2 separate regions of the Homo sapiens genome follow, and region 2 is linked to region 1. The links are chromatin loops, found by intact Hi-C in ENCODE. Cell type or tissue: IMR-90. All regions are shown on one strand. Links, peaks and the distances in the headings refer to the core of each region. The heading gives the core; the rest is flanking DNA. Region 1 overlaps LINC01013 (long intergenic non-protein coding RNA 1013). Region 2 overlaps CCN2-AS1 (CCN2 antisense RNA 1).

Evidence for each region. A loop is a pair of places that touch in the nucleus more often than their neighbours do. Peaks named below come from ENCODE experiments on the same cell type or tissue, not always from the same donor. Only the 100,000 strongest peaks of a DNase experiment are listed, where the experiment ranks them.
Region 2: a loop joins it to region 1, with 6 times the contacts of the local background. A loop is called at or near these places in 70 of 110 quality-filtered maps.

The regions. Positions count from the first base shown.
Region 1 is chr6:132,158,424-132,163,816 of GRCh38, forward strand. It overlaps LINC01013 (long intergenic non-protein coding RNA 1013), which reads left to right. Exons shown (of 6, transcript NR_187602.1): 5 at 2,344-2,491. Among named protein-coding and RNA genes, the nearest start is that of LINC01013, 29 kb to the left of the region's middle. In IMR-90, for the core only: a CTCF peak has its summit at 3,070 (motif pointing left); a DNase peak (open chromatin) is centred at 3,028; H3K27ac peaks cover 160 bases.
Region 2 is chr6:131,922,238-131,927,630 of GRCh38, forward strand. All of the region lies in intron 2 of CCN2-AS1 (CCN2 antisense RNA 1), which reads left to right. Among named protein-coding and RNA genes, the nearest start is that of CCN2-AS1, 23 kb to the left of the region's middle. In IMR-90, for the core only: CTCF peaks have their summits at 1,327 (motif pointing right) and 2,822 (motif pointing right); a DNase peak (open chromatin) is centred at 2,834.

The sequences.
Region 1 (5,393 bases), core at 290-5,289:
TCAAAGTAGTCCATCGTATTAATAGGCTAAAGAAGAAAAATCACACGATTACATCAAGTGATACAGAAAAGGCATTTGACAAAAATTTACCACCCATTCATAATAAAAACTTTCAGAAAATGAGGAATAGAGGGAAACTTCCTCAACTTGATAAAGAGCATTTACAACTAACATTATAAATAAATAAACCTCAATCTAACCTTCACACATTATATAAAATGTAAGTCAAAATGGATAATAGACTTATTGTAAAATGTAAAACTATAAAAGCTTTAGAAAAAAAACATAAGAGAAAAGAGAAAATCTTAGGAATCTAGGCCTAGGCAGAGAGCTGTCAGACTTGATACCAAAAGTATGATTCAAAAAGAAAAAAAAATAGTAATAAATTTGACTTTATCAAAATTTTAAAAACTTTTGCTTTGAAGAAGACCCCGATAAGATGCTCTAAAATTAGGCTACTGACTGGGAAAAAAATTTCAAACCACATATTCAAAAAGAATGAGTATCTAAAATATGTAAGAAACTCAAAAACTATTTTAACTAGGGTGAGATGGTATCTTATTGTAGCTTTAATTTGCGTTTCTCTGATTATTAGTGATGTTGAGCCTTTTTTTCATATATCTGCTAGCATTTGTATGTCTTCTTTTGAGAAATATCTATTCAGATCATTTGACTATTTTTTAATTAGGTTATTAGTTTTTCTGCTATTGAGTTGAGTTCCTTATATATTCTGGTTGTTAATTACTTGCAGATGAGTAGTTTGCAAATTTTTTTTTCCATTCTGTAGGTTGTCTCTCCACTTTGTTTCCTTTGCTGTGCAGAAGCTTTTTGGCATAATATGATCTCGTTTGTCCATTTTTGCTTTGATTGCTTGTGCTTTTGAGAACTTACTCAAGAAATCCTTGCCCAGACCAATGTCCTGGAGAATTTACCCAATGTTTTCTTCTAGTAGTTTCATAGTTTCAGGTCTTAGATTTAATTCTTTAATCTATTTTGATTTGATTTTTGTATATAGTGACAAACAGGGGTCTAGTTTCATTCTTTTGTATATGGATATCCAGTTTTCCCAGCACCATTTATTGAAGAGACTGTCTTTTTCCCCAGTGTATGTTATTGGCACCTTTGCCAAAAATTAGTTGACTATAAGTGCATGGATTTATTTCTGAGTTCTCTACTCTGGCTATTCTGGTTTTCTTTTATGGTTCCATATAAATGTAAAGATTATTTTTTCTGTGTCTGTGAAGAATGTCATTGGTATTTTAATAAGGATTGCCTTAAATCTGTAGATTGCTTTGAGTAGTGTGGACATTTTAACAATATTGATTCTTCCAATCCATGAACATGGAATATCTTTCCATTTTGTGTATGTGTGTGTATCTAGATGCTGGTGAGGATGTGGAGAAAGGGGAACCCTTGAACACTGATGGTGGGGATGTAAATTAGTACAGACACTATGGAGTGCAGTATGGAGGTTCTTCAAAAAACTAAAAATAGAACTATCATATGATCTAGCAATTGCACTGCTAGGTATATATTCAAAAGAAAGGCAATCAGTATGTGGAAGAGATATCGACACTCTCCTGTTTATTGCAGGGCTATTCACAGTAGCCAAGATATGGAATCAACTTAATGTCTATCAACAGATGAATAGATAAAATATGGTACATATATACAATGGGATACTATTCAGCAATAAAAAAAGAATGGAATCCTGTCACTTACAACAACATGGATGAAACTTGTGGACATTATGCTAAATGAGATAAGCCAGAAACAGAAAGACAAATATCACACGTTCTCATTCATATGTGGGAGCTGAAAAAAAAGCTCATGGAGATAGAGAATAAGAATAATGATTATTAGAGGTTTGAAAGGATAGTTGGGAACAGGAGATAAAAAGGGAATGGGCAATAGGTACAAACATACAATTAGATAGAAGGAATAAGAGCTAGTGTTCACTTGCACAACAGGGTAATTATAGTTAATAATTTATTGTATATTTCAAAACAACAAAACAAGTGGAATTGGGATGTTCCTTACACAAAAAAATGATATATATTTGAGGTGATAGATATCCCAATGACCCTGATTGGATCATTACACATTATTTGCTTGTACTAAAATATTACATGTTCCCTACAAATATGTACAACTATTATGTACCCATAAAAATTTTTTAAAAAGAAAGCAAAACAGTATAAAATAAAAAAGTAAAAAACACAGGTGAAATAAATTTTAGTAGCATATTTTTTGATCCAATATATCTAAATATTGTCATTCAACATGTAATCAGCATGAAAATATTGATGAGATGTTTTCCTTTTTTTTTTTTTTTGCATTCAGTCTTGAAAGATGGGAAGATCAGGAGCAGTCTGGAGTCATGGTATATGAATGAACTAGTGAGAGTGGGCACAAAGTCTGAAGATCTTTGTAGTGCAGCTAATGTCTAAGGGAGAATATACCTACCCTAGAAGAGACATTAAACAACCAGGTAATTGGAGTAGACAAAGTGTCAGCCAGTCAATATCAGCCATACTCTGTCATCAGAGACTTCAGTGTTTGGACAATAAGCACATGAACAGAGTAAGCATGGTGTAAGGGATGCAGGTTTTGCATGGGCCCCACCAATTTACTGAAGTTGTTATAACTTCTGTCACTGCCAAATGTCCCAGAAGTAGCAACAGAGACCAACACTAAGCCCCCAATACAGCACTATCTCTTCAGGAGATCAACCAGCCAACCTGGTGGCAAGTTAAATTCATTGGACTTCTTCCATCCTCAAAGGATGGAAGCATTAATTCATTTCGAATTAATGCTTTTTGAATTTATACATATTCCAGGTATGGTCTGTGTTTTATGTCAAAGAACCTCAAACAGCACCATTAGCCGTGGGATTGCAGAGAGTTTAGTCCATCAACAGGAGATCTCATATAGCATTGCCTCACACTAACACAGTGGTTCTTAACCATGGGCAATTCCTTATCTCCCATATCCCACCCCCAAGACCTTTGGCAATGTCTGGAGACATTTGTGATTGTCGGAAACGGGAGGATATTACTGACATCTAGTGGCTAGAGAGTTGCTGCTAAATATCCTGTAGTGGACAGGACAGCCTCCCTCAATAAATAATCCACCCCAAAATGTCAATATGCCACTGTTCAGAAATTCTGGACTAAGAGCAACCTCTATTCTGTTTTCCATAATGGCTGTATTGATGTACATTGCTGTAAACAGTGTAAAAGTATTTGCTTTTCTCCACATCCTCACTAATACTTGTCTCTTTTTTTGATACACATCCTAAAAGGTGTGAGCTGATATGTCATTGTGGTTTTAATTTGCATCTCCCTGGTAATTAGTGATGTTGAGTATTACTTGTCAACCATTTGTATCTCTCTTTTGAGGAATGTCTACTAAGGTTCTTTGCCCATTTTTTAATCAGATTTTTTTCTTGCTGTTGAGTTGGGTCCCTTATATACTTTTGATATTAACTCCTTATCAGATATGTAGTTTACAAATATTTACTTCTATTCCATAGGTTGTCTCTTCATTCTGTTGATTGTTTCCTTTGTTGTAAAAGAAACTCACTTTACAGGAAAAGAGGTGCAACAGTGGCTGGATGATTATAAGATCGACTGTTCCTATTAAAAACTACACCATCCAAAAGAGGCTGCCATTGAAGAGCAATAAAGTAGTTCATAGAAGGCATAGGTGAGGCAGAAGCTTGAAAATGATACCATATAAGGATAAGAAATCATATTCCAAGATACAGTCTATACTCAAGTCTCATGACCATTGTATGGTACTGTGCTCCATTATTTAGATATGTGGTGCTCCATTGGTTACACATGGTGGCAGGCATGAAGAGTTGAAAATAGCAATATGGCCATCTTCACAATATTGATTTTTCCTATCCATGAGCATGGAATTTTTTTCCATTTGTTTGTGTCCTCTCTTACTTCCTTGAGCAGTGGTTTGTTGTTGTCCTTGAAGAGGTCCTTCACATCTCTTGTAAGTTGTATTCTTAGGTATTTTATTCTCTTTGTAGCAATTGTAAATGGGAATTCACTCATGATTTGGCTCTGCTTGTCTATTGTTGGTGTATAGGAATGCTTGTGATTTTTGCATGTTGATTTTGTATCCTGATACTTTTCTGAAGTTGCTTATCAGCTTAAGGAGTTTTGGGGCAGAACCACAATGAGATACCATCTCACGCCAGTTAGAATGGCGATTATTAAAAAGTCAGGAAACAACAGATGCTGGCAAGGCTGTGGAGAAATAGGAATGCTTTTACACTGTCGGTGGGAATGTAAATTAGTTCAACCATTGTGGAAGACAGTGTGGTGATTCCTCAAGGATCTAGAACCAGAAATACCATTTGACCCAGCAATCCCATTACTGGGTATATACCCAAAGGATTATAAATCATTCTACTATAAATACACATGCACACATATATTTATTGAAGCACTATTTACAACAGCAAAAACTTAGAACCAACCCAAATGCCTATCAAGGATAGCCTGGATAAAGAAAATGTGGCAAATATACCCCAGGGAATACTATGAAGCCATAAAAAACGATGAGCTCATGTCCTTTGCAGGGACATTGATGAAGCCGGAAGCCATTATTCCCAGCAAACCAACACGGGAACAGAAAACTAACCATTGCATGTTCTCACTCATAAATGGGAGTTGAAAAATGAGAACACATGGACACAGGGAAGGGAACACCACACACCGGGGCCTGTTGGGGGGTGGGGCATAAGGGGAGGGAGAGCATTAGGACAAATACCTAAAGCATGCAGGGCTTAAAACCTAGATGACAGGTTGATAGGTGCAGCAAACAACCATGGCACATGTATACCTATGTAGCAAACCTGCACATTCTGCACATGCATCCCAGAACTAAAATAAAGTAACATTTTTTAAAAAAAGAAAATAGCAATGACACATAGGGAGTTTCTGCTTCCTTTTTCTGAAATTCTGAACTCCATGTGTTTAGTGGTCTTCGTTCCTACCATGGGGAATATCTATCAGTGAAACATAAGCTATGATTTTGGCCTGGGCACTTCAGACTCCATATGCCAAGGGACAAGTTGGCAAGGGGGGAATACCATATTGATAGAAGCAATTGAGCTGATCATCAGGAGAAAGGCTGTTATGACACACTGGGACAGGGGAGGAACATATTTGGTACTTGATTATCTCATGGCAATTCTTTGCCCAGTTTTCATGATAAATTGACAAATACAGTAGCCACAATCTAATAAGGGCTTGAGGACCAGATGTTTAGACAATCAGAGATATGGGTTTGGGTCATCCAACCAGGTAAGCCACCAAGACCAGGTGCTAGCTGTGGGAGAAGTGATTCTAGGATAGAGTGTAGAGGAAGAG
Region 2 (5,393 bases), core at 319-5,318, 240 kb before region 1:
AACATTCTCAACACAGAGCTCAGGAGAGCCACTAGCAGTCATTTCCACTTGCATGGAGTGGAGACCTATTCCTTATCCCATCCCCATCCCTAACTGATGTTCTGCTCCTCCTTTCTGTTAACTTGTGGGTTGTGGTCTATTATTCTTGCTTTTGTATCCCAACATTCTCTCATGGATGATCATTTTAAATTATGTTTTGTAATTTTGAATTGCGAACTCATCTTAGACTTCATCTGTAGAAATCCTCTACAACCTGACTTGGAACTATGCCCCTCTGAAGAGGTTTCCAGTTTGCTTCAGTCAGATACCCGAGATATTTGTATATTGGGACTAACTATTAATCTCCTGGCTTGGGGGTTCTCAGACCATATAGGTAGTACTGTTTCAAACCTCAAGGAGTTTTATGGGAAGACTCACAGATATAAATGGTGAGGAAAATTGTTTTCCTATCCAAACAGATCAAACTGTTTCTCCTTGTGCTAGTGAGTGGATTTTTTCTAACCCACCCCTTCAATGAAGTTTTGGTTCAGTAAGTGTTCTGGCTTTATTGGGGGATGGTCATGGGGTGATGGTTGTAGTTTCAGCTTCATCAGCTGGGTTCAGCGTTTTACATTCTGTGCTCATATGGGTGCTAAAACTGCAGACTTTTGGTTACTGGGACTGGAAACTCTCCTCCCTTCCAAGGTGGCCTCCGTGTTATTTGGCACTCATAGTTTTAAATTTATTATTATTTGAAGGCCCTGTAGAATTCCTCTTTTTTCTTGAGAGCTCAACAATGCATTTAAAATAATGTTGGCTATATTTTACCCACAATTTCTAGGTTTGTAGTGGGAGAATGTTCAGTTTATCTACAGCTCAGAAACATAAATCCATCTAGCAAATTCTTAACACCTGAGGTTATTCATTCAAGTAGTCCTTAGCACCCATAGATATATTTAACAACAGAGTAGGACCAGTGACAGCTGCTCCTTCTCTCATTATTGGAGCCCTTTACAGATCTAGATACAGAAGACTGAGTCCTGCTTGACTCTCCCACAGCAGAAACAAATATTATATTACACACATGACCCATATTACTGATTTTTAATATACAAATCTGGTCACAATTTTTCTGTGTAATTTAAAAAAATCCAGATGCCTGGATTTTATTCTTTATGCAAGAATCCAGTGTCTCTCTTTTGAGGTCTTACTTTCTCCCCCAAATTATTGAAGAATTCCTCAGGATTATTCAATATAAAGGGAGTTGGTCCTCTTCCAAGCCCCAGACAGAGAGCATTGGAGTCAGCTGTCCCTCAGTGCAGCTATCTAAGTCATTGCCACAAGGTGTCGCTGTTGGACATGGGTCTTGCTAGGTTCAGAGGCCAGTTTGCAACTGCAATTTCATCCGTGCTGGTACTCTCATTTGTAAAATAAGGTTACAGTCTTCAGTTCACTCCAGGTTTTTAGCAATTGTATTCTGAAGCTATGGGAGAGTAGCTGGTCCTGAGGGCCTTTTTAGCCTTAGCTAATGGTGTGCCAAACCACTTCTTTCTCACTTAGGTTTTCCTGCTCTCTTGCATTGCATTAGTGTTTAGACTGCATATAAAGAATATTATGCTTCCACATTATTTTGATTTCTCACTTAATACTGATAAAGTATTAACTCTCATGGATACAGTGCCCTGCTATCTCATAATTTTTTGATCCTCAAAACTCACTCTGTGCAGGCAGCACCGAACCCCAGAGAGAGGCAATGACCTTCCCAGGGGATTTCTACAAATTAATAGAAAAACTGGAACTCCACTGCCCACTGCAGCACCACCATGTCTTTCGGACAGTACCTCTTGCCACATGGTAAGCAGTTTGAGGTAAAAATCAAATATCTTCTATACAGCTGCACATACCCTTGCTCCTCTAAGTGGAATTCACCTCACTCATGGTCTGCTCTGAATCCTAGCAGTTGCAAACACAACACCAGTGGTTCTCAAATGTAGTGCTGGGACCAGGAGTATCAGCATCACCAGGAAATTTGTTAGAAATGCAAATTTTCAGATCCCACCTCAGACCTACAGAGTCAAAAACTCTGAGGATGGAGACCACCAATCTTTGTTTTAACAAATCCTATGCCAAGGATTCTGATGACTTGGGAAGCCCTGTCATAAAACAATATTTCATCTATTAGGTGCTCCAGATACAGTGCTTATGGATATAAAGTTTTAAAGGCCTACAAAAATGTTTGTAAAGTTTTGTCTCCAAATCACAAAAGAAAATTACTAAAGTGTAAATCAAGACTAATGGACTGACAACAGTGGCTCGCATCTATAATCCCAGCACTTTGGGAGGCTGAGGCTTGAGGATTGCTTGAGGCCAGGAGTTTGAGACCAGTCCAGGGCAACATAGCAAGACCCTGTCTCAACCAAAAAAAAAAAAAAAAATTAGCCAGGCATGATGGTATGTGACTGTAGTCCTAGCTAGTTCAGAGGCTGAGGCAGGAGGATAGCTTAAGCCCAGAAATTTGGTGCTGTGGTGACCTATGATCATGCTATTGCACTCCAGTCTGGGTGGCAGGATGAGACCTTTCTCCCTAAAACAAACAAAAAATAAATATTTTATTAACTATCTAAACCATAACAGAATAATATGTCAAATTATTCAGCTAATCTGAATTCTTAGAATTATCTATGTATATAATATGTTTAAAGCCTCCAAAAGGGACTTGTTTTGTCATTTGGTTCTTAAATGTAGAGATTCAACTACTCATATGGCATCTCTGCAGCTGAAGGTTAAAAATCTGGGAATGACAGTTGTCAATTTCTAGAGACGTCTTCAGATGGCCACACGATGTCAGTGTAATACAAAAGAAAGAGCAAATGACTCTATTGCAGTGGACTTCCATTGCAATGTCTTTTGAAACAAAATCATTAGGGGCAAGCGAAATGAGGGGGAAAAAAACCCAAACTGTATATAATCCTATTAGTCTTTTATGGCAGGGTGTCATGTTTTATTTTTATTTTCTTCCTATCTCTGCTCTTTTACCTGTGTGTTCTCCAGTGTAGCTGGGTTAGATGTTTAAGTAACATAAAGGGGAAAAGAAAAGAGAAAGAATTTTACTTAGCACTTATATATGAGCTACTATGTACCTAGCACAAAATAAATGCTTCAAAGGATCCAATGAATGAAATACTAAATGTTGATATTTACGTTGACATACAGTGCATTTATTACTGCTTCCTTTTAAGATGGGGAAAGGTTTAGGAAGGTTAAATTACATTCTAAGATCACACAACTGGTAAATGTGAATCCAGGATTTAAATGCAGGTTGTTGAAACACTAGAAACCTCTAATTTTTTCCCAAAACCATGTTGCATCTCTGAGAAGTAGTGTTGATGATGAATATTGTCTCTAGACAATTTTTAGTGTGCAAGGAGTATTGGTGCCATTAACTATTCCTTTGGGATCTGAAAACTTGTGAAATAATTTAGCCTTTTTGTGCCAGTATATTCAATATATCAAATACAGTATATTTCCATCTAAGAATAATTATTCTTTAAGTATGAGGAGTACAGATTTGCTATAGTTGAGCTGAAATTCAAAAGTTGACATTTAAGGAAAAATTTTCTTATTAGAGAATCTATTTTGAGACTTTATTACTCCCTGTTCTCTTACAAGACTTTAAGTACAGCAAGTCTCATCAATCTGTTTTGTATTGGTTGCTTAGAGGCAGTCTGTGGGTGCTGTATGGTTTGTCAACTATATAGTCACCTCCTAAAAATGGTATTATTGCTTGAGCATAAGCCTGAATGACAGAATAGCCCACAAAAGCTATTGACAGATGATTGTCTCTTATTGTTACTACAACTAGGGCAGATGTAATATGAAAAGTTTAGCTCTTAAATACTCCTTTCATCCAAGTCTGTACTTAGATTCTTGGAAACACATCTCATTGCATGGTCCAGGGCTCCCCTACCTGCTACCTCTCTGCTCTGCCCTCAGTATTTTAGGAGGTGTTCTAATTAAGGAATGGAGGTCCAACACAAATAATTTGCTCAGCAGTAAGTTCATGCTGGCAAATAAGGATCTCTCATTCATTTTAGTCTTTGCAAGGTTGTAGATGATTATCTATTGCTATGGCAAGATGTTCTTGACATATTGAGAAGTGGAAAAAATGGTTATCAAATAGTTTGTACAGTATTTAACCATTAAAATTATATTTATTGAACAATTTAAATGGATATACACACCAACATGTAATAGTGTAGTACTGTTCAATAGGAATGCATGAGTCAGGCTGGGCGTGGTGGCTCATGCCTGTAATCCCAGCACTTGGGGAGGCCAAGACAGGCAGATCACCTGAGGTCAAGAGTTCAAGACCAGCCTGGCCAACATGGTGAAACTCCATCTCTACTAAAAACACAAAATAAATTAGCTGGGTGTGGTGGCAGGCACCTGTAATCCCAGCTACTCAGGAGGCTGAGGCAGGAGAATGGCTTGAACCCGGGAGGTGGAGGTTGTGGTGAGCCGATATCACACCGTTGTACTCCAGTCTGGGCAGCAAGAACAAAACTCTGTCTTAAAAAAAAAAAAAAAAAAGAAGAAATACATGAGTCATATATATAATTGAAAATTTTTCAGGAGTCCCATTTAAAAAAATAAAAAGAAACAGGTAAAATTAGTTTCAATGATACATTAATATATTCTTAAATATATTACTTTATACATTTATATAGTTATATATTTTACATAAAATATACAAATATTTAGTATATTTATATTTAAATATATTAAATTAATCTATTAATATATTTAGTACTATATTAATAATATGTTAATGCCACATAGTAAAAGTGATATATTTTATTTAAGCCCGATACAATGTTGTTATTTCAATGTATAATCATTATAAAATTGATATATTTTACACTTTTTTATACTTAGTCTTTGAAAGCACATCTCAACTTGGACACTAAATTTCCATTGAAAATATCTGATTTGTGTAGAGATTTTATAAAATTTATGACTGAAAACAGAGTCATATACTTGAATTATTCTAGTCATACATTAAACTTTTTCAATAACTGAACAGAATATTGCTTTTTAAAGTTAAATAAATTCAAATTAAATAAAGTTTAAAAGTTAGTTCCTTAGTTGCACTAGACACATTTCAAACGCTCAGTAGCAATGTGTGGCTAGTGGCGACGGCTCTGCATAGTGCAGTGGTAAAGGATTTCCGTAGCACCTCAAATTGCATTTTCACGTATAGACCTAGAGGATGGCTTTTCCGGTTCCTGCCAGCTTGTCCTGCTGTGTCTGGAATTGGTGGGTTCTTGGTCTCACTGACTTCAAGAAGGAAGCCGCGGACCCTCGCGGTGAGTGTTACAATTCTTAAATATGGTGTGTCCAGAGTTTGTTCCTTC